2 separate regions of the Homo sapiens genome follow, and region 2 is linked to region 1. A link is a loop called in an ENCODE intact Hi-C map of the cell type or tissue named here. Cell type or tissue: OCI-LY7. All regions are shown on one strand. Each heading gives the region's core, and the rest is flanking DNA. Links, peaks and the distances in the headings are about the cores only. Region 1 has its middle 13 kb from the start of LINC01483. Region 2 overlaps ABCA6 (ATP binding cassette subfamily A member 6).

Evidence for each region. Peaks named below come from ENCODE experiments on the same cell type or tissue, not always from the same donor. Only the 100,000 strongest peaks of a DNase experiment are listed, where the experiment ranks them.
Region 2: a loop joins it to region 1, with 6 times the contacts of the local background. A loop is called at or near these places in 1 of 110 quality-filtered maps.

The regions. Positions count from the first base shown.
Region 1 is chr17:69,575,376-69,585,725 of GRCh38, forward strand. No RefSeq gene overlaps it. Among named protein-coding and RNA genes, the nearest start is that of LINC01483, 13 kb to the right of the region's middle. In OCI-LY7, for the core only: no CTCF peak of the experiment used is centred there; DNase peaks (open chromatin) are centred at 5,436 and 6,346; H3K4me3 peaks cover 2,026 bases; H3K27ac peaks cover 2,500 bases.
Region 2 is chr17:69,113,454-69,123,803 of GRCh38, forward strand. ABCA6 (ATP binding cassette subfamily A member 6) reads right to left here. Exons shown (of 39, transcript NM_080284.3): 10 at 9,786-9,954; 11 at 4,445-4,503; 12 at 1,923-2,033; 13 at 1,309-1,484; 14 at 165-284. Among named protein-coding and RNA genes, the nearest start is that of MIR4524A, 19 kb to the left of the region's middle. RefSeq lists an enhancer at 4,610-4,799. In OCI-LY7, for the core only: no CTCF peak of the experiment used is centred there; a DNase peak (open chromatin) is centred at 2,708; H3K4me3 peaks cover 2,500 bases; H3K27ac peaks cover 2,500 bases.

The sequences.
Region 1 (10,350 bases), core at 4,890-7,389:
CTTATCGTATTTCTTAATGGGATGGGATAAAATGAAGGATGTGGTTAGCTGTGATGACACATTTAAATAAATAGAAAAAATAGAAAAGTCAATCATGTGGCAAGATATGCTTTCACTTAGTGCCTTGTCCCCTGGAAGTCAACATGAAAAAGTGCTCTGGGTCTTGGATTAGAAAAAGCCCCAAACATCTTTCATGCATGGCTGGAAGTGTAAGACTCGTTATCCTGGCTCTAATCCAGTGCAAAGGGGAATTTCAAGAGCTGGTTCACATATTTGTAATTTTCCAGTTTTGAGCATACACTTCCTATCCTGGCCATTTGTGCTTTCTGGGGGAAGCCAGCAAATTGCTTGTGCAGAGGGAAAATGCTTCTTGATATCTTAAAACCGTAAAGTGCTGTGGGATATTTTTGGATAAAGAGTTGAGGGAGATCATTAATTTTGTAACCACTGTGTTGTCATTAGCACAGTTCTAGGCTTACAATGTTTTATTAGTGTGGTTTGCATGATTAGTTTACTTGGAGAATTATTATAAATTATTGATGCTATCATTCTGCTGTGGGGAAGCCTAGCGAACTGGAGGAAATAAAAAAGGCATAGATTTTGTTGTTGTTGTTTTTAATCCTAGTTTATGAGCTGCAGTACTCACTAAAGTGCTTTGGAAATCTACTAAAAAGTTTGTTAATTCAGGAAAAAAGATACTGGTTCAGAGGACCACCAGAGGAAGCTTCAGGGAGCAGAGGGGCTCCGGAAGGTCTTTAAGCAGGAAAATAGTACTATGAGCAACAAACTACCTTGTTTGATTGAAATGGAGCATTTTCTAAGAAGTTGAAAGGCAATGGGGTCAAAAAGATAAAACTTTTTGTCATTTAGCTAAAAAGTTTAAGAGTAGCTTTCAAGGGCCAGGCGTGGTGGCTCACGCCTATAATCCCAGCACTTTGACAGGCCAAGGCGGGCAGATCACAAGGTCAGGAGATTGAGACCATCCTGGCTAACACGGTAAAACCCCGTCTCTACTAAAAATACAAAAAAAAAAAAAAAAAAAAATCAGCCGGGCATGGTGGCGGGTGCCTGTAGTCCCAGCTACTCGGGAGGCTGAGTCAGGAGAATGGCGTGAACCTGGTAGGTGGAGCTTGCAGTGAGCCGAGATCGTGCCACTGCATTCCAGCCTGGGTGACAAGAGCGAGACTACGCCTCAAATAAAATAAAATAAAATAAAATAAAATAAAATAAAATAAAATAAAATAAAATAAAATAACTTTCAAGAAGCCAGAGCTAAGTGCTAGGAGAAATCTCCCAAGAAGATGGACACAGGTGATGTATCCTACATAGTAAGCCACATGGCCCATCATGGCTGCTTGCTGCATGAGAGGCTGCCCTTCTTGCAACTAAACATGACGACCATGACTGGCCAGAACCCTTGCTGGAGGAAGGAGAGAAGAGCAGAAGGCATTTACATAAAAGATACATCAACACTTCTCATTGTGAAAATATAAAAATAAACCCAAAGCCCTTGTTGGTGGCCGACCCTCAATCCTGGCACTGTTGCTGGATTGACTTATCCTTCTAGATGAGCTATGCTCTTTTGTGATTTGGGCTTTCTGTAAATGGTATCCCACTGCACACCCAAACATAAACGTGCTTGTAACATGTCAAGTATCTCTTGAAGCTCTTTCTGTATAAGTATACTCAGAACCACTTTTAATTTTAAACTGCAGATTGCATGTTATAGTAGGATGTACTCTATATATGTGGTCATTCTCCTGTAAATAGACAGTTAGGTTTTTCTGATGCTGCCTGCCAGATGAGAACAATGTTGTGGGTTCCAGGTGTTTAATGTCAGTTATTTTCTACCCAGTCAGGTGAAGAAGTGATATTCCGCGAATGTCTAAGGTTGGCTGGCCAGCAGAGTTTGGACGGTTGAACACACTTTTTGGTTCTGCCTCTGCATGGGTAAGCGCGTAAGACCCGTGTTGTTGCTTCTACTTAGCCTTAGAGGAAAATGTCTTAACTACAGTGTTGAGGGAACTATGTTCCCATCAGGGGACACCTGCATTTATTCCATAGGACAGTTACGTTATGTTAATATTTTTCTGATTTTCCTCTCCTTTCTGTAAGGGTAAAGGAAAAAAAACTTTTAACCTATGTTTTAGACTTCAGTGAGAACCCTCTCCTATATTCATACTTTCATTACTTTTCAGTAGATTCATAGAAACATCTATGTAGACTTAACAGTTTGGCCATTAGCTTATGGTAAAGCTTAGGACATATTCTTCCTAGCCTAAATGTGAGTATTCATTTGTGATTTAAATGACTGTGTTGCCTTTTTGTTTTGTGACTTAGACAGGGCTGATACCGGTTATGGGATGTGTGTATTATCCTAGCTCCCATAAAAGGGGCTGATTTTCCTACTAAAATCATTAAAGAAGCAAAACCTATTATGGGAAATAATGATTAGATCACAACATCCTCGATAAATAGAGAACTGGCTAGTTAAAATGACCTAGTTAAAAATGTTAATTTTGTTCATGGGTTTTAAAGTTTTATATTCCTGTTTAGCAGGAAGGGAGAATTTATTTAGGACTGAATGGAAGCTATTACAGGTGGTATTATTATTATAGAGTAACCCATGAAGAAGGATATTTTGTTTAAGCCTTCAATATCATACAATATTAAGTATTTCATAAACAATAAAAATAATCTTTTCTCTGTTGACTTTGGTTACTGATACTATTTGAAATAGAATAATGGGTTCAGTTCAGGATATCTGAGAGCAAAGATTACAAGGGAAAATTGCTGAAGATAAACCCCCCTCTCCTGCAATCTCTAAGGGCAGAGTTTATCTTGTCTGGTCTAACTCATCTGGGAATTTCAGACCTCTGAAAAAGTTCTGTTTGGAGTGAATGATTGGCCTTGAATTTTGACCTTTATAACAGAGATAACTTGGATTTTTTGGGAAATTTGATGATGATGTATAGTGAATTTTCTTATCTGGGAAAGATGAGTTTTTGAAGTGTTGTTATGGAATGGGTCTTTCTGGAAGAGTCTAGTTTTGATTCAAGCTAGCTTCCCAAATGCTGCTTGAAATCATAACATCTTGGAGAATGCTTGTACTGCTCTTAAGTAGGCAGGGGATCTTTGCTTATTCCCTGGCAGCGATGTATGGCATTTCCAGTTACTCAGGCTTAGGAAATAGAGCAGTTTTCTCCCGCAGGACTCAACTCTGCACTCTGCAAAAGAATGGCCTCTTTAGGGTACTTTGGATTTATTGTGCTAGTTTAAGCAAGGGGCACTTGACTGGGTATGATTTACTTTGTGTTTACAAGAGAAAAACAAATAAACAAACTTCCGTCTCTATTAGGTAATTGACAAATGTTTATGGAGTGTTTACTGTGCACTTTCAATTGTGCCATGCCCTTTTGGGGACATAAAAATAAATTATCGGAAGTTTCTGAATTACTTTCCCCCCAAACACCATTCTCTTCTCTAGGCAGGACTTTCCATTTAACTGTACCTAAAAATCCCAAGTCAGATAATTTTTGAGATTGTGTCTGCCTTCCCAGAAACATCAGCACATCTGGAGCTGTGGCCTTGGGGTTGCTTGAATTTGACTCCTTGCCCATTCTTCATGTCTGTGTTCTGGACCCCTTGCAGGTCAGCTTTTTGTTTTGTTCCTGTCTACTGCTGGCCTCTTCAGACCTTGCACTTGTCCATATGTCTGCTCCTGTCTGTTCCAAGTCAGGTTTCCAGCTTCACTGTCATTGGATTCAATTCCTATCAGCTACTGGGTCTGCTCCTGTCTTGGCCTTGCTTTGGTGACCCCCGTTCTACTCTTGGGCTCTAGATTCTCTTCCTTCTTTTAGCTCACAGCTTGGTGTTGAGCCATGGTTTATACCCATCATGACTTTATCCAGCTGTTTTCAAGGGGAGGCTGGGCAAGAGGATGTGTATGCCTTGGTGAAAAAGTATTACCTCTTTAGGGAAACTGGTTATACTGTCCAGGATACCTGTGGAAACACATCCGTGACATTAGTTGTGGCAATAGCATGGCGGTGAGGAGCACATTCTGGAATTAGGTAACCTTGATTCTCTGTCCTTTGCCTCCCATCTGTGTAGCTTTGTAGGGGTTATTAATCCTCTGTTTCCTTGTATGTAAAATTTGAACATGACAAATTTCACAGGGTTGTTGTGAGCTAGAAGATGCATAGGATATCCTTAGCATATAATAAATGCTCAGTAAATAATAGCTATTGCTTTCACTATAAATGTCTGGGGAATTGCAAGTAGCTTGGAGTTATTATTGCATGCTTTAATAACGTGGAAGTTATGCTACAAGCTTTGGTTAGTCTTTCTAATTTATTACAACTGATATATATTAGGTATTTTCTATGAGCAAAGGGTTATGTCAAGCACTTTCCAGGATGTAAAGTATAGAATATGATTTCCCTTGAAAGAGGTTGCAATTTATTAGGAAACAAACAAAACAATTTTATTAAGAGGCCAAATGTGATAGATGGTGCAAGGGAGATGCCAAGTCTAGTGGGAGCAGAAGGAAAGAATGGGGTGTCTAATGACTCAGAGAACTGGAAAGCGCTCCGTCAAGTAGAGGACATCTGAACTGGACCTTGAAGGATGTGAGTATTTCTGAAGACAAAGAAGGGAGATGTAGGAATTTGAGTAGGCAGATATTGAGGTAAGAAGGCATATTTAGGGTAAAGTAACCTTGAGCAGGCAGATATTGAGGTAAGAGGAAATATTTGGGGAAAGTGGTCTTACAGTGTTATTTAAATTGGGGATCTTTGTAAATGTACAATTGGAGACCATTGTATGAATGATCTCAAATGTCAAATGTCATGGCCAACAAATTTAGACTTTATTCTATGGCAAGTGGAGAGTGTTGAGCAGCAGAGTGTTATAATCAGGTCACATTTAAGGAAAGATTGGCTGGAATAGATCCTGAGATGAACTGGAGCTGCTGTATTAGACCTGGAGGCAGTGGGAAGCGAGAACAAATTATTGCATTTGTCTAGGTAGGAGGAATCCTAGATCGTATTAGGATATAAGAGAGAAAACATGTAAGAGTCATTTCAGTGGTTGAAGCAAGAGGACTGATTGAATTTAGAAGGCAGGGAAGGTGGATACATTGGAGAACTCATTGGAGTCTGGGAGTCTGGGAAAACAGTGACATCATTAACATAGAAATGGAAGGAAGGAGAAGGATAAAGAAAGATGATCAGTCTTGTTTAGTACATATAGACGTGGTATCTAGGACTAGTGGCACATTCTGGTGGAAATATTTAGCAGCCAGTTGGAAAGACCTTGTAAGGTAGCACTGCTCAAATCCCGTTGGGATTTAGTTTGTTTTTAAATCCATGTAGGCTAGAATCCTTCTCATACTTCTTGTACTCAGTATTTTTTTTTTTGCGCTATTCTCCTTAGCAGCATCTAATACCAGTTTTCCCCTTTGGAGGTTTGCCCAGTGGTGCAGTTAGGGAAATAATGATAATGATTCTGCCTCGTGTGTGTGTGTGTGTGTGTGTGTGTGTGTGTGTGTGTGTATTATAGCTCAGTCTATAAGGGAACGTGCAATCTTTAACTTATCTGACCTCTGTTTTCTAACTTGTAAAATACGATGAATAATAATCACCTTATCTATCTCCTGGAATAGTTGTGTGTCCAAATTAGAATGTGACTAAAAACACAATTAAAGTGCTATATAAATAAAATGAATCATTCTTATACTCATCATCAAAGTCCTTAGCGGATGTCTTTCGTGTGACTTTTAAACCCATTCTCCCATTGCTTCCTATAAAGTAGGAAATCACCCAATGAGAACTCCTTTTTTTTTTTTTTTTGGCATTAGCCTGTGAATCATAGACTTATTTCTTCTAAAGTGACAATTAAAAGCAAAGAGAAAGAAAGCCCAACTGCATAAACACATCTATTTATATTTTAAACTGAAAGTGCATTCACCCAAACCACAAAACCCCAAATCAACTTTTAGCTCCTTCCGAGGCCATGTCCAGTCCCTGGGCTCTCCCGGAGGTGAACTGCTGGGAAAGTGTGTGGGCTTCAAGCCCAGGATCGACTCAATGGCTTCTTCCTCTCCCCTCCCCACGCCTTCCCTCCAGCACACCTGTTTGCAGAACTTCTTCCTCTCTTGCCCAGGCATTTTGATTCTGGTCACGACCACCTGTGAAGGATGACGCAGATTTAGCCCTACGCACATCCTTGCCTTGTTGCTGTCTTCAGGGTCCCAAACTGGGTTGATTCACCCCACAGGACATTATTTTTAGCCTTTATCTCTTAGTGGTTTTGTTTTCTTTCCGCCGCCTTTTGACCTGAGAGCTGGAAATAAAGTCCGCCTTCCATAAAGACGAGAAAGTTGTCAGTCATTTCCTTCCTGCTCACATGAAAGGCCGGCCCAACGGAGCTTGCAGAAGACGCTGCAAGTTCCAGTTCACTGGGTCCTGAAAACACCCGCACTTTGGGAGTGAATTTCATTTCTTCCGTGTAGGCTAAGAAGAGAGGTTGCCTGGGCTAGGCAGCTGTTCTTTCAAAGGGTCTTGAAGATGCTCAAGGGAAATGCAATAAAAGAAAACCACATTTTCCCTCTCCTTTTGATCATGGTTGCTGAACCCAAACACCTGGGCAGCCTGCCTACTTTTAAATATTTGAAATAATTAAAAGAAATTCACAGGCAAAACGAGAAAGTATTGCTTTCAGCATGAAATCATATCACACTATAACATCATTGGACAGAAAACTTAGTTTTTACTATGAAATAAAATATGAGAAATTGCTTTGCAAATTTTGTAAAGTGCTAGGTATATTAAAGATCTCGAAAATTATAGTTTGTTTTTTCTGATTCTGAAATGAATATATATGTATCTATATATATTCAAATGAAATAGAAATATATAAAAATAGAAAAATATATGAGCATGCAGTATCTTTTTCAATATCGGAATTCATTTTTGGGCTATTATAATTCAACCACTTGCCTATTGATATTATTTTTGGAGAGGTATTATCAATATTAGTGCCACTAATTTCCTCCTACATTTATGAGTGAACTTTTCTATCATTATCATTCAGATTAAATTCTAAATGTGTAATTACTGACTCAAGGCATACACAATTAAATTAAAATTAAGTTATAGCTGATGAATGAAAATTATATATATTTATGGTATGCGACGTTTTGATATATGCATACGTCGTGAAGTGGTTAAATGAAGCTAGTTAACATCTCCATTACCACAATATACTTACTTTTGTTGTGAGAACATTTAACATCTACATCCTTAGCAGTTTTTCAAGTACACAGTATATTATTATCAACTACAGACACCCATTTCTCCAGGAAGACAGTACCAATTTACAGTTTCTACAAAGGTGTATATAAATTTCCATTTTCTCAAACTCTTGCCAACAGAGGGTTTTGTTTGCCTGCTTCTCAATCTTTGTTACTTTGGCTGTCCTATTTGTTATTGGGTAACTTGAGTATCTTTGTGTATATTTGTGAGCTATTTAAATCTGTCTCTCATGAATTGTTTAATCCTTTCCCATTGTTTTTTCCTGTGAGGTTATCTTTTACTAATTGATTGATAAGAATCACTTTCCTATTGGGTATTAATTATTTTTCTCTTATATATGCAAATATCTTCCCAGTTTGTCACTTGCATTTTTGCTGCCATACAATGTTTTTTTCCTTTGTTTTTAAGTGGCTAGGCATATTCATCTTTTCCTTTATGGTTTCTGCTTTTTGTGTTGGATGGCATTTTCTGTCACTGGATATGAGGCTTGCTTCTAGGCAGGCTTTGGAGCTGGACAGACTAACTTAAGCCTCACTTCTGTCTCACATTGGCTGAGACTCCAAGAGGACAAATCAGTTGCCCAGGTCTGTGTATCGGGATAATAATCCATATTTCACAGTGTTGTTTAATAACTAGTAGGCTTAGGGGTCTAGAGCTCAGGACTAGGCTTGTCATAAAGGAGGGGCAGGGTGTTAGTTTCCTTTCTCCCTCTTATCTTCAAAATGAACTGGATACTGATTTAGTTCCTCTAAAGAAGAGAACAACAGGGATGAGAAGGTCTCTTTTACTGTCTTGCTTTCAGTTAATACTAATAAATGCTCTACAGGGAAGTGGTTCTCAGGATGTCCTATGGGTATCAAGGCAGTGCCTATCTCTTTCCTGCTTTAGCATATTGTTTTTGTTTTTTTTTTTTTGGAAAAAGAAAGTAGGTAATTTCTGTTCCTGTATTTTCATCAAGTTATACATTTTTTGAAAGAATAATTAGCCTCATGGCAAAATGCAACTCTCCTCAAAGATGAAAAACCAAAAAGATTAAATGTAGATGCTCGTGTGAAGGTTTCAGGTAAAACAGAGAGAAAAGACGAAGCTGAGGCATCCAGGAGATTCTTGGGAAAGAAGGGCTTCTTCCCTGTAGAAGAGACCTCCTTGGGACTTTATTATTTCTACATACACCTTTATGTTAACAAAATCTAGCCTCAGTCATTAAAAAAAGATCTGTTTCTGCAACAACCACCATATTCATTAGCACATCAAAAACTTTAGTTTTATATCGTATAGATAGAATGAAATATGAAAAGATGCCTCAGTAAGAGATTTACTTGGTTTCACCGTCCAACATCTACCTACATCTTTTCATTCTCTCCAAAAATAATGAAGCCATAACTTTCATCCTTTGCAAAGAAAGTAAATTTTCAGGGAAGCTCCTTTTCTCTGCCAAGTGTAAATTTTGAAACACTCCTCAGTTAGGTCTGCATGCACAAAGTAATGGAGGAAATACAACCAGCCAACAAGCTAATCCAAGAAATAGGAGCTCACTGTTACTTTACTTACCTGAATATCTAAAATCTTGGTTATTTCAGCCTGAATTATACAGAATTATTGAATCATTTCTAAGTCATTTTGTGTGTGTAGGCACAGTCTATTTTAGGGCTCTATTCTTTATATCCATAATCAGATGAGCTAATGTATGAAATATTAAGCTTTATAACTCTTATTTCAATTTTCTTAATAATCTATCTCCTGCTTCTCATATAATAAAATTTAAATTTCACAAACTTATTTGAAATCATCACTATAGTGGGATTGAGGATAAATTCAGCATCTGTCATTAAAATGTAATCCAGATATGGGATGGGAATGCTTTTTTTTTAGATGGAGTTTCGCTCTTGTTGTGCAATGGCCCGATCTTGGCTCACCGCAACCTCCACCTCCCGGGTTCAAGTGATTCTCTTGCCTCAGCCTCCCGAGCAGCTGGGATTACAGGCATGTGCCACCACGCCTGGCTAATTTTGTATTTTTAGTAGAGACGGGGTTTCGTCATGTTGGCCAGGCTGGTCTTGAACTCCTGACCTCAGGTGATCCGCCTGCCTCGGCCTCCCAAAGTGCTGGGATTACAGGTGTGAGCCACCACATCTGGCAGGATGGGTATGATTTTTAAAGCCCAGAGTACAAATAATAATAATAGGGATAATAAGCTATATAAATTATTTATTAATAAAAATAATAATCAAATAGTATTTGAGTACTTAGGATTGATTGGTTGATTGATTCATTCATCAAATACTTAGTGAGTGCCTACTATGTGTCAGACAGGGTTCTATATACTGAAGATAGAGTGGGAAGCAGATAAGATCCTTGCACATACAGAGCTAATTATCCTGTAGCCAATGGGGAAACATAACAAATGGGAGAATGCAGAAATGAGATGACTGTAGGTAGTAATAAGCATATAAATAATATAAATAAAATAAAATTGGGAGACGTAAGAGATCATGTTGTGGTGAGGAAGGTGGTAGGGAAAATGCAATACATAGGTTGGGCAGGGAAGGTCTTTCTGTAGAGGTGACATTTGTGCTGGGATCTGAGTGATGAAGCATGTGAGAGTGATGAAGCATGTAAGGAAGAGTTTTCCAAACAGAGGGAACAGCGGCTCTAAGGCCCAGAGGAAATAATGAGTTTGGTGGTTGTATGTATGATGGTTAATTTTATGTGTCAACCTGGCTACACCATGGTAGCCAGGTGCTCAGTCAAATACTAGTCTAGATGTTGCTGTGAAGATATTTTTTAGATGAGATTCTGTGTAAATCAATACACTTTGAGGACACGAACAGACAGTTCTCAAAAGAAGACATACAAGCGGCCAACAAATATATGAAAAAATGCTCAACATCACTAATCATTAGAAAAATGCAAATCAAAACCACAGTGAAATACCATCTCACACCAGTCAGAATCGCTATTATTAAAAACGCTAAAAAACAACAGATGCTGGTAGGCTGTGAAGAAGAGAGAATGCTTATACACTGTTGGCGGG
Region 2 (10,350 bases), core at 1,156-3,655, 470 kb before region 1:
AACCATCCAGCCATTTTTCTCCAATATACTTCTATTTATAGTTAAACATAGCAGGTTCTCTCTTGATGCATTACAATGAAAGCTCTACCACTTTTAGTGGTAAAAGAACTTGACATTTTGCAGACATTCGACCTGCTTCCTTCCCCATGCATAATCTCACTTACTTGAGGATCTCCTAAAATGGTAATCCCAAAAGTCAGCTTTCTTTTCTGTCCTTCACTTAAATGTTTAGCAAGGTTATCTTGAATGTTTTGCATGTCCAATTCCAATAATATTCGTTGTACCTATATGAGAAAATACGCAACTTTTAAAATCCAAAATGAAGAAGACATTTATGCAGCCAAAAGACACATGAAAAAATGCTCATCATCACTGGCCATCAGAGAAATGCAAATCAAAACCACAATGAGATATCACCTCACACCAGTTAGTATGGCGATCATTAAAAAGTCAGGAAACAACAGGTGCTGGAGAGGATGTGGAGAAATAGGAACATTTTTACACTGTTGGTGGGACTGTAAACTAGTTCAACCATTGTGCAAGTCAGTGTGGCAACTCCTCAGGGATCTAGAACTAGAAATACCATTTGACCCAGCCATCCCATTACTGGGTATATACCCAAAGGATTATAAATCATGCTGCTATAAAGACACATGCACACGTATGTTTATTGTGGCACTATTCACAATAGCAACACTTGAAAACAACCCAAATGTCCAACAATGATAGACTGGATTAAGAAAATGTGGCACATATATACCATGGAATACTATGCAGCCCATAAAAAATGATGAGTTCATGTCCTTTGTAGGGACATGGATGAAGCTGGAAACCATCATTCTCAGCAAACTATCGCAAGGACAAAAAACCAAACACCGCATGTTCTCACTCATAGGTGGGAATTGAACAATGAGAACACATGGACACAGGAAGGGGAACATCACACATGGGGGCCTGTTGTGGGGTGGGGGGAGGGGAGAGGGATAGCATTAGGAGATATACCTAATGTTAAATGACGAGTTACTGGGTGCAGCACACCAACATGGCACATGTATACATATGTAACTAACCTGCACGTTGTGCACATGTACCCTAACTTAAAGTATAATAAAAAATAAAAATAAAATCCAAAATGATTCATATTATGCAATTTTAACCACTCATTAAAGCAGTCGATATTTGTTATGGGACCTCTTTGCCTAAATTTTATTCATAACAGGGCAAATAAATCATTGAAGAGAATTCTGTGGTCATGATTTAATTTGGTAAGTGGTTGGCAGGTCAGTTAATCCAAGCATGCCCTCCTACCTCTTGTTCCACTTCCTTTAGATGAATCCCTTTTATTTTAGCAAACAGGCTGAGGTTTTCCTTCACGGTGAGTATGTCAAATTGAACATTGAATTGAGGACAGACGCCAGTTATCTTTCTGATTTCCTCCAAGTCTTGCATTTCAGAGAGATTTTTATTATAGATGGTAACTGATCCTAAGAATAGAAGTTAAAAATAAAATTGGCAAGATAATACATTCTATTAATATTCATAGATCTCATTTAAGAAAATATTGGCATATGTTCACAAATGTCTAAAATGATTTGTGAACTACTATTCTTGACATAAATATATGCTTATAGAACTGCATATATGTGAACACAATTTGTGAACTACTAATTATTCTTGTTACAAACATATGCTTATAGAACTGCACATCTACCCTGAAATATCACACAATGGAATAAAGATAATAATTTTTATAAAATTGCAGAAATATGAAGTATATTCAAAATTATGTAGCTCTTGGAAACAACTTTAGATAAACATTATTTCTCTTAAGCCATCAAATTTAAAATTTAAAATGAGAGGCATATGCTTGACCTCATTCTATTATAAGACATCTTGCCTTTGAGAAATTTCTTTTTACTCACCTTCTGTTGGAACAGACAATCCATTAAGAATATTTAGCAGTGAAGATTTGCCAGCTCCACTGTGACCCAGGATTGCCGTGATTTGACCTTCATATATGTCAAAGAGCAAGCCTATTTTTAGAACAAATTGTTAACAAATTATTAACAGTATAAACAGAAAGGCATTAGACAGGCCTGGTCCCAACATAGAACAAGGCTATTTAGTTTAGTGGCATATTTCTCAGCATTTCAATACTTTAAAATACACAATGATCAATATTTTCCTAATTGCCAAAATAATATGTGACAGAACTATAATAATTAAAATAATATGTTACTGGTGCAGGATATAGTGACCAATGGAACAGAACAGAAGTCTAATATGGACCAAAGAAAATATAAAAATAAAGATTAATAAAATGACCTTTCAAATGTATTAGAAAGATGGTTTATTTAATAAATAATATTGGGACAACTAAACAAATACATTAACAAATTTTATGTTTGTAATTTTTTTTTTTTGTTACAGGATCTCATTCTGCCACCTAGACTGGAGTGCAGTGGAGCAATCACAGCTCACTGCAGCCTCAATCTCCCACGCTTAAGCAATTCTCCCACGTCAGCTCCCTGTAGCTGAGACTATTGGCCCACGCCACCACACTTGGCTAATTTTTGTATTTTTAGTAGAGACAGGGTTTTGCCATGTTGCCCAGGCTGGTTTCAAACTCCTGAGTTTAAGCAATACACCCACTTCGGGATTTACAGATGTGAGCCACCATGCCTGGCCTGTAATTTTTAAATGCAAAGTATACGGTGTTTTCCAGGGTAAGAGGGAAGTGATACTGGCTGTTGGGACTGACCCACAGTAACTGGAAAAATTAAATAGAAGCCTCAGTTTCGTCATCTGCAAAGTGAGAGATATATTAACATGTCTTTCACAGGCCTAAATGTAAAATGGTACATGTAAATCACTTAGCATAGTTTCCCGCACACACCAAATCCTCAATGAAATCTAAGTGTTTATTGCTATTGTTGTCGTTGTCATTATTATTCATTATGTATTGCTTGTGGGAGTATGACTTTTTATGATTTTAGAGGGAAATAATTTGAAATATGAATCAAGAATCTTGAAAGTATGCTTCCTTTGAATAATTCTGCTTCTAGAAATTTATATTCAAGAAACAATTTATGACATTTACAAAGATTGAACAAGGCTGTTCATTCTAGTATTTTTTATTACACTAAAAATTGGAAACAAATTGAATCTCATACATTGGTGTGTTAATAAGTTAGTCGTGGTATCCATATAATGGAATGGTACTTAGCTTCTGAAAAGTAGGCCATAGATAAAAGATTTCAAAAGTGTGTCCCAAAGGTGTTGCAGATGTGCTCCAGAAACTAACTCCATGAGGAAGGAAGAGGAGGCTAAGGGATTGCAACTTCTTCCCTGATTTCCCAAAGAGCAGCTATACTTGGTTTGAATTCATAATCATATTTTTAATGTGTTGATGTCCAATGCTTTTAATTTTTTAAGGTGCTGCTATTTTTAAAATGAACAAAATTCTTAAAGAAGTTTTTTGTTTAGACAAAAAGAAGTTCATGACTTGATGAGTACAAAGGTAGTTCAAAATGTGCTCCAAAACTTTAAGTAATCAATTTAAAATTATTTCAGTATCTCCTGAGCTAACATTAAAGAAAGAAATCACAGCTCTAGATGGTATTTGATGAGAGAAACCTAGAGAGAGAATAAAATTGCTCATACAAATACATTAAATTCTCAAAGACCTAATCTAAAAGCAATGAATAAGACTGAATTAGAGGATGCTGTATTTATTAGAAAATACACGCAATATAAACACAATGGTCGGAGAACTCTACACTTCTGGAAGGTTCATGGCTCTTCTTTTTCAGCTTTTAAGGCTTCTGTCTTTTATAAAAATCATTTTTATCCCTCCTAAAAATTATTTTTAATAAAAGTAAATAGTCCTCCATGAAATCTAGCTACTCACTTTGATGTTTGCTTAAATGTCTGTTATAGAAAACTGTATGTTAGAATATTTTGTATCAAAATGTGTTTTTTCATTTCAAATTATAACTTAGGTTTGTTATAGGATATTGACTTGTGAAATTTAATTCATAGTCAATGGTTTTACTCATCTTGCTTTAGTTAACCTCACCAGTACATATAAACTATGTAAATTCACCGGCTAGTATAAAACCTTTATCAGATTTCAGTCTAGATGTTCTTTCCTCACAGTGACAATATATAAAATATTGTTCATAGCAGATTAATCTTTAAAAACAAAGAGAAATTACATCTTTCATTGTATGATACCACTGTTATAAATTAATAGATTCATGAAATATCTGGAAGAATTTTACAGCATATTCTTAATCATGATTAATGTCCAAGTGATAGCGTTATTTATATTCTTTTTTCTTTTGCTTATCTACATATTTCAAATTTTTTCACATTGAATGTTTCCCTTTTTTATAATAAAGAAAGAAGTGAAAGAATGAAATTTTTCAATGTTTTTCTTTACCTTTCAATGCTTCCACTTTTCCAGATTTTCCTTTATATTCCTTCTTAACATTTCTGATTCTGAAATAACAAAAAGGGTGCTTACTTAGCCAACACAGAAGTGAAAATAGCACGGGCCATTTATAGCCCTAGTCATAGTGATAACTGCAGCCAACCACTTTATGTGAAATAAGGGATGGCATAAACAGTCTATTCAGAAAGAAAAAACCCTATTTTTGATTACTTATTTCCCCTGAGGTAGAAAATAGAGGAGTCTCTCTCAAGTTACAATTAAACTACTAGTATTTTGCCTAGAAAAGTAGAATGCTGTGTAATTATCCTCACTTTCTTCCTCTAGCTTTAGAACAGTTGGTTCTTCCCCCTGTTCAAGATCAGCTCATTTACCTAGGGTCTTGAACTGGCATCCTGCATCGTCTCCAAGTCTTGCTTATTAGTTTATGAGTCAGACACTCTGTCACCTGCATCTTTTATAGTGTTCTCTCTAATAGTTCCTCTTTGAACTCACCTCTACTTTGGACACAATTTAATTTCTCTCCTCCCTGTATTGTACAAAATTCTCAAAATAAACTTGCCATTGTAAACTTGCCATTTTCACTTCCTGACCTTTAATTCCTCTTCAATTGCACTCTGATTTCTGAACTCACCACTCCAGTGAACCACTTCATAATGAAATCATTAGTGACCTCCTAATTATAAAATACAACAAATACTTTTCCATTCTTACAGTGGATTATGAGTCACTGTTGATGACTTTCTCTTTGTTAATGGTGACTTAATTGCTTTGCTTCTTATTTTTCTAAATGTTCCTTCTCTGTTTCCTAATAAAGTCCTCTTCCTTCATCAGACACATCAGCTTGATATTCCACAGGGTTCTCCATGTATATGATGGATCTTCTCATTTGAGACTCTCTCCAGAAGTTTTCTCGTTGGATTTTTTGTTTTAGCATCAACCTAATGCTGACCCCACCCTTTTCATTGATCTTTAGATTCACACATCTAATGGTTTGCTGCATAGATAGTCTCTCTCTCTGTCTCTCTCACACACACACACACACAGACACACAGCTCTTAATCAGTGGTTGTTAATTGTGAATACACATTAGAATTCCAAAGGGAACTGATGCCTGCAAACAACATCTGAGATTCATATTATATTCACATTAATTACTTCTCTGCAGAGTTCACAGAAAAAAGATTCACATTAATTGATCTGGGGTGATGAGTTTTTCTTGGCAGTGAAGGCTGAGGATTGGGATATTTTAAATGTTCTTCCAAATGAGTCTAATGTGAAGCCAGGTTTGAGAATTAACTGCTCTAAAACTGCATATGCAGAACAGACTTCACTGCATTGTCACCTAAACCCATTTCCCCATCACGCAGGATCTTATTTGGCAGCATGGACATTCAACTACTCTCTTCCTGATTCTCACTCAGATTCATCACCCATCCAACCTGGTATCATTTTTGTAAAATTTAACTCTAAAATAGTTCAAGTCTTGGGTCCCTTTTAAGTCTTCAACTATTCTTCTCTTGTTCACTGCCTCTAGTTCCTTTCCCTACTTTCAGTTTATTCCCCTAGAATCCATGCTTCACACAGGAAACAGGGTGATTTATTTTAAAATCCATTTTATTTACTCCTCAACGTTCCTCATCAGCCTCAGAGGGAAAGTCAAGGCTACTTTGTACCACATGAAGCAGCCACTCATGGTCTGTCCAGTGACATCTTTTGGCATCCTCGGCCTCATGTTTTATGTGTCAGGATCACCAAACCACCATTTATATCCTGCACAAAGCTTAGTGCTTTTTGTCTTTTCTGCTGGGTGTGTCATACACATATACATATATACATGCACTCACACACACATATGTACATATGCACAAACACACCTTTTTATCTGTCTTATTCTTAGAATGTTCATTGCAACATCATTTGTCAGACCAAAAAATTAGAAACAACTAGAATATTTTTCAATGTCAGAAAAGATAAATAAAAGTGGTAGATTCATATCTTAGAATACTTTTATATAAAAATTAAAATCAATGCATTAGCCCATAGTTATCACTATGAATACACCCCAAAAAGCAAAATGCTGAGTGTAGAAGCAATATGTAGAAACTTAAGTACAGTCTGATACCATTTATAGATTATATCAAAAACACACAGAGCTATATCACATATATCTATATCACATATTGATTAGGGCTATAAGTGTATGGTGCAATATGTAAATATATGAATGGAAAGTGATAACACCAAATCCATTATAAAGGTAAATTCTGACGAAGGATGGAGAAAATATTTTAAAGAGATCAAAAGGGACTTTAAATAAACATATAATATATCCATTAAAAATACAAAGCAAATATGACAATAATGTTTATATCTGCTCAACCCGGATGGTGAATATGTCAGCTTTAAAAGCCTAAATTTCTTCAGTAATTTTTAACTTTTTAAAACAAAAATAGACGTTCTCTTCGATTTCCCTAAACTAGGGTAGTTAACACTTCTATTGACTAAATAACAGTAGTTAATATCTCTATCCCTACATTTATCAGATTGAATTTCATGTACCTATTTATTTTGTTCCCTGTGTTGTGTGCTCCTTGAAAGACAGTTTATTGTTCATATTTGCTGCCCTAAAGATTAGTAAAGAACCCAGCAACAATATGTTTGTTGAATGAATGAATGAAGCAAAGTTAAAAGATGATGAGTCTCACCAGGTATTTTATTTCAGCATTTCTTTGTAAAATGGAATCCCTGTTGAAGTGAAACTTTAATGTTTTGTTTTAATAAAGAAAATTCCATTTAGGAGGAGCTGTTGTTTCTGGATTTTAGACATGAAATCAGTCATTTACATTTGAGGCAGACATTCTACCTGTGTTCTGGGAATATTGCCTGAATGGTCTATAGTTACAGGAATGCACATATGTGTACACAATTGCCCCCAGAGAAAATGTGACTTGGGAGTTATGAATGAGGAAGAGCCAGTTGTGAATAAAAAATGTATATTTTTACAAACCCAGAATCATGATTCTGGTTAGAATTCTACAAACTTTCATCCATACCCCTGATACATAGAGCTTAAAGATTACATACCCTGTAAGCTCTATGTATCTTAGGGGAAGAGTTCCTTTGTATATAAAGCATTTCTATATAAAGAGGAAGAGTCAATTTTTATATAAAGCAGAGACCACATAGGAAGAAAAAAATCAATGGCTTAGTGCCTTTTATATTCATACAAAATAGAATTCACACGTTGGAATTGATTGAAAAAGATTTGACATTGTCTACAGGTGGGGAAGAGTAATGATGCCACTAAGAAATGATCACTGTGAAGAAAGAAGAGATAAAACTTGTGGATTAGAAACTGCATATACTGTTGGATGGTCAAAAGGCAGTTTTAGACTGCCTTGCAGCCCCAGACCTGCTTTAACACTCAGTGAGTGTGTACCACCTTGCCATTAAAGAGCTACAACATTGACCGCCTAAGCCTACTTTCTTGCTTTGGTGTGGATCTGGGGTGAGGTGCCCCACAATGGAGCCAAAAGCTTTAGTGAATAGTCCTTGCATCAAATGACTTTCTTTCCCTGGTTTGTCAGTAGCCTCAGGTCTCCACCTGAGCTAAGAATCCAGACCAAGTGACAGGTGTACCCAGTCAACACTGTATACATTGGCTAGGTTTGGAGGCACAGTGGGGATGTGGGAGAAGAAGGGAGAAGTTGGGGGAAGGTGGGGGTGGAGCACATTTTACTTTCTTTCCTAGGTCACTAGGCAGCAGTAGAAGAACAAAGAAAATTTTGAGGTCTTTGTAAGTAAAAGATTTTGTTAGAAGATTGGATCTGAAAATTTTTATAATTTGAATAATAATATAATACAATATTATTTTGTGCCCTCAACTGGTAAAGAAGGATTGATGACACTGGAACTGAGTTTTATGGAATTATTCCTCACTTGGCCTTTCTTGTTTGGATAGAAATTTTCTATGGAGCTGGTATACTCCTAGCTAGAGCAGAGGAAGCGCTGTTGCCCCTCTCAGAAAACTTAAACGGAAAATTGGTTAAGAACTAGATGGAGGAAGCTTAGGTATATGGGTTAGGCCTCTTTGTCTTGGAAATATTTCACTTCCTAGATATGGTTCTCTATTTATTCATTTTTCTTTGCCTCCTGACATCTCAATAGTATGTTAAGAGCATAGACTGTAGAGCCAGACTATCTGGATTACAATTCCAGTTCCCCACTTGCGAGTTGTGTGATATTGGGTAAAAGGCTTAAGCTTTCATTGCTTCACTTTTTGTATTCTCAAAATGGGGAAAATAAAGATACCTACCTCGTAAGCTTTTTGTGCGAATTATGTGCAAGTCAGGTACATAGTCAGCACTAAGTAAACATCTGTTAATAAATAAACGATTGCTATTTAAAGCGCTGATCCATTAACTTTGTACCAAACTTTGTAGAAAAATCTACAAAGCTATTTTGAAATCCATGATACTTGGGTTCAATCCCAAAACTGCTGAGTTAGAATCCCTGGCTAAAAACAGATATTCTAAATGCTCCTCATGCAATTCTGTGATATACCAAGTCTCATAACAACCCTACAAAGTCAATATTAATCTTGTTTCATAGAAGACACTGAGACTCATAAAATTTACTCATTTTTCCAAGAGTACACATCAAATGAGAGAGGAGAGTATTAGGATCTAAGAATTTCTGATTCAGAATTTCTTACTTCTTCCAACTTATCATATAAAACCAGATGAAACCATGGAGAGAGGGGTTCACAGAATGAAAGGAGCAAGTATAAAAGAGAGGTGGGCACAAGAGAAAGAGGCAGAAAGGGGGACAAGATGAAGTGTGGCTGGATAATATGATACAGAGCTGATAAACAAGGAGGATTTTCCTTTCAAGTAACAGAAGAAATTGGTGGTGATGGAAATGGAGCAGTTCAAAGTGACATTGACAAAAACAAATATCTTCTCCTTCAATATTTTGCCTCAAGCTCACCCTGATGCTCTCGGTTAATAATTCTTTAGCCTTATGTTCTCACTCATAGGTGGGAATTGAACAATGAGAACACATGGACACAGGAAGGGGAACATCACACACCAGGGACTGTTCTGGGGTAGGGGGAGGGGGGAGGGATAGCATTAGGAGATACACCTAATGCTAAATGACGAGTTAATGGGTGCAGCACACCAACATGGCACATGTATACATATGTAACAAACATGCACGTTGTGCACATGTACCCTAAAACTTAAAGTATAATAATAATAAAATTAAAAATAATAATAATTCTTCAGCCTTGTGCTCATGCATTAGTATTACTTATAAGTGTGATTACCTGATGGCTTCTTTTCCTTGGAATTCAGGAGCTACTGGTTCAAAATAATCATCAGAGGGATGCTCAGCATCGATTTCTTTCTCAATAACCTTAGCATTAGTCCTTTGGTGTTGGAAACAAGATGATGAATTCAAGAAAAATAAAGGAGAATAATGGCGCTCATCTCCATCTAATTAACCAAGAGGCAACAAAATATGATCAGTAATAGTAAAAGAATGCGCAAAGAAGCCTTGCTAACAACAATGCAGAATGCCTTGAAGTTTTAAGCATCATAGAGACATTTTTTCTTCTAAAACTCAATTTATTATTAAGAAGAAAACTTGATGATGAAGTAAACAATGGGAATTCAAAGGAAATAACATATTGCAAAATTAAACAATATAATACAGCTTTCAACAAAGTATAAATAGAATGTGATCAAAAAAAAGAAAGTCAATAGGAAAGTGAGGTTCGAATAAAATATTAGGTGTATGACCAGCTGAGTTGGACTCCAGCTTTTCCCTGATCAAGACATTAGTACAGATCTTAGAGCCTCTGTTGTCTACATCTGTAGAAAAGGACACCC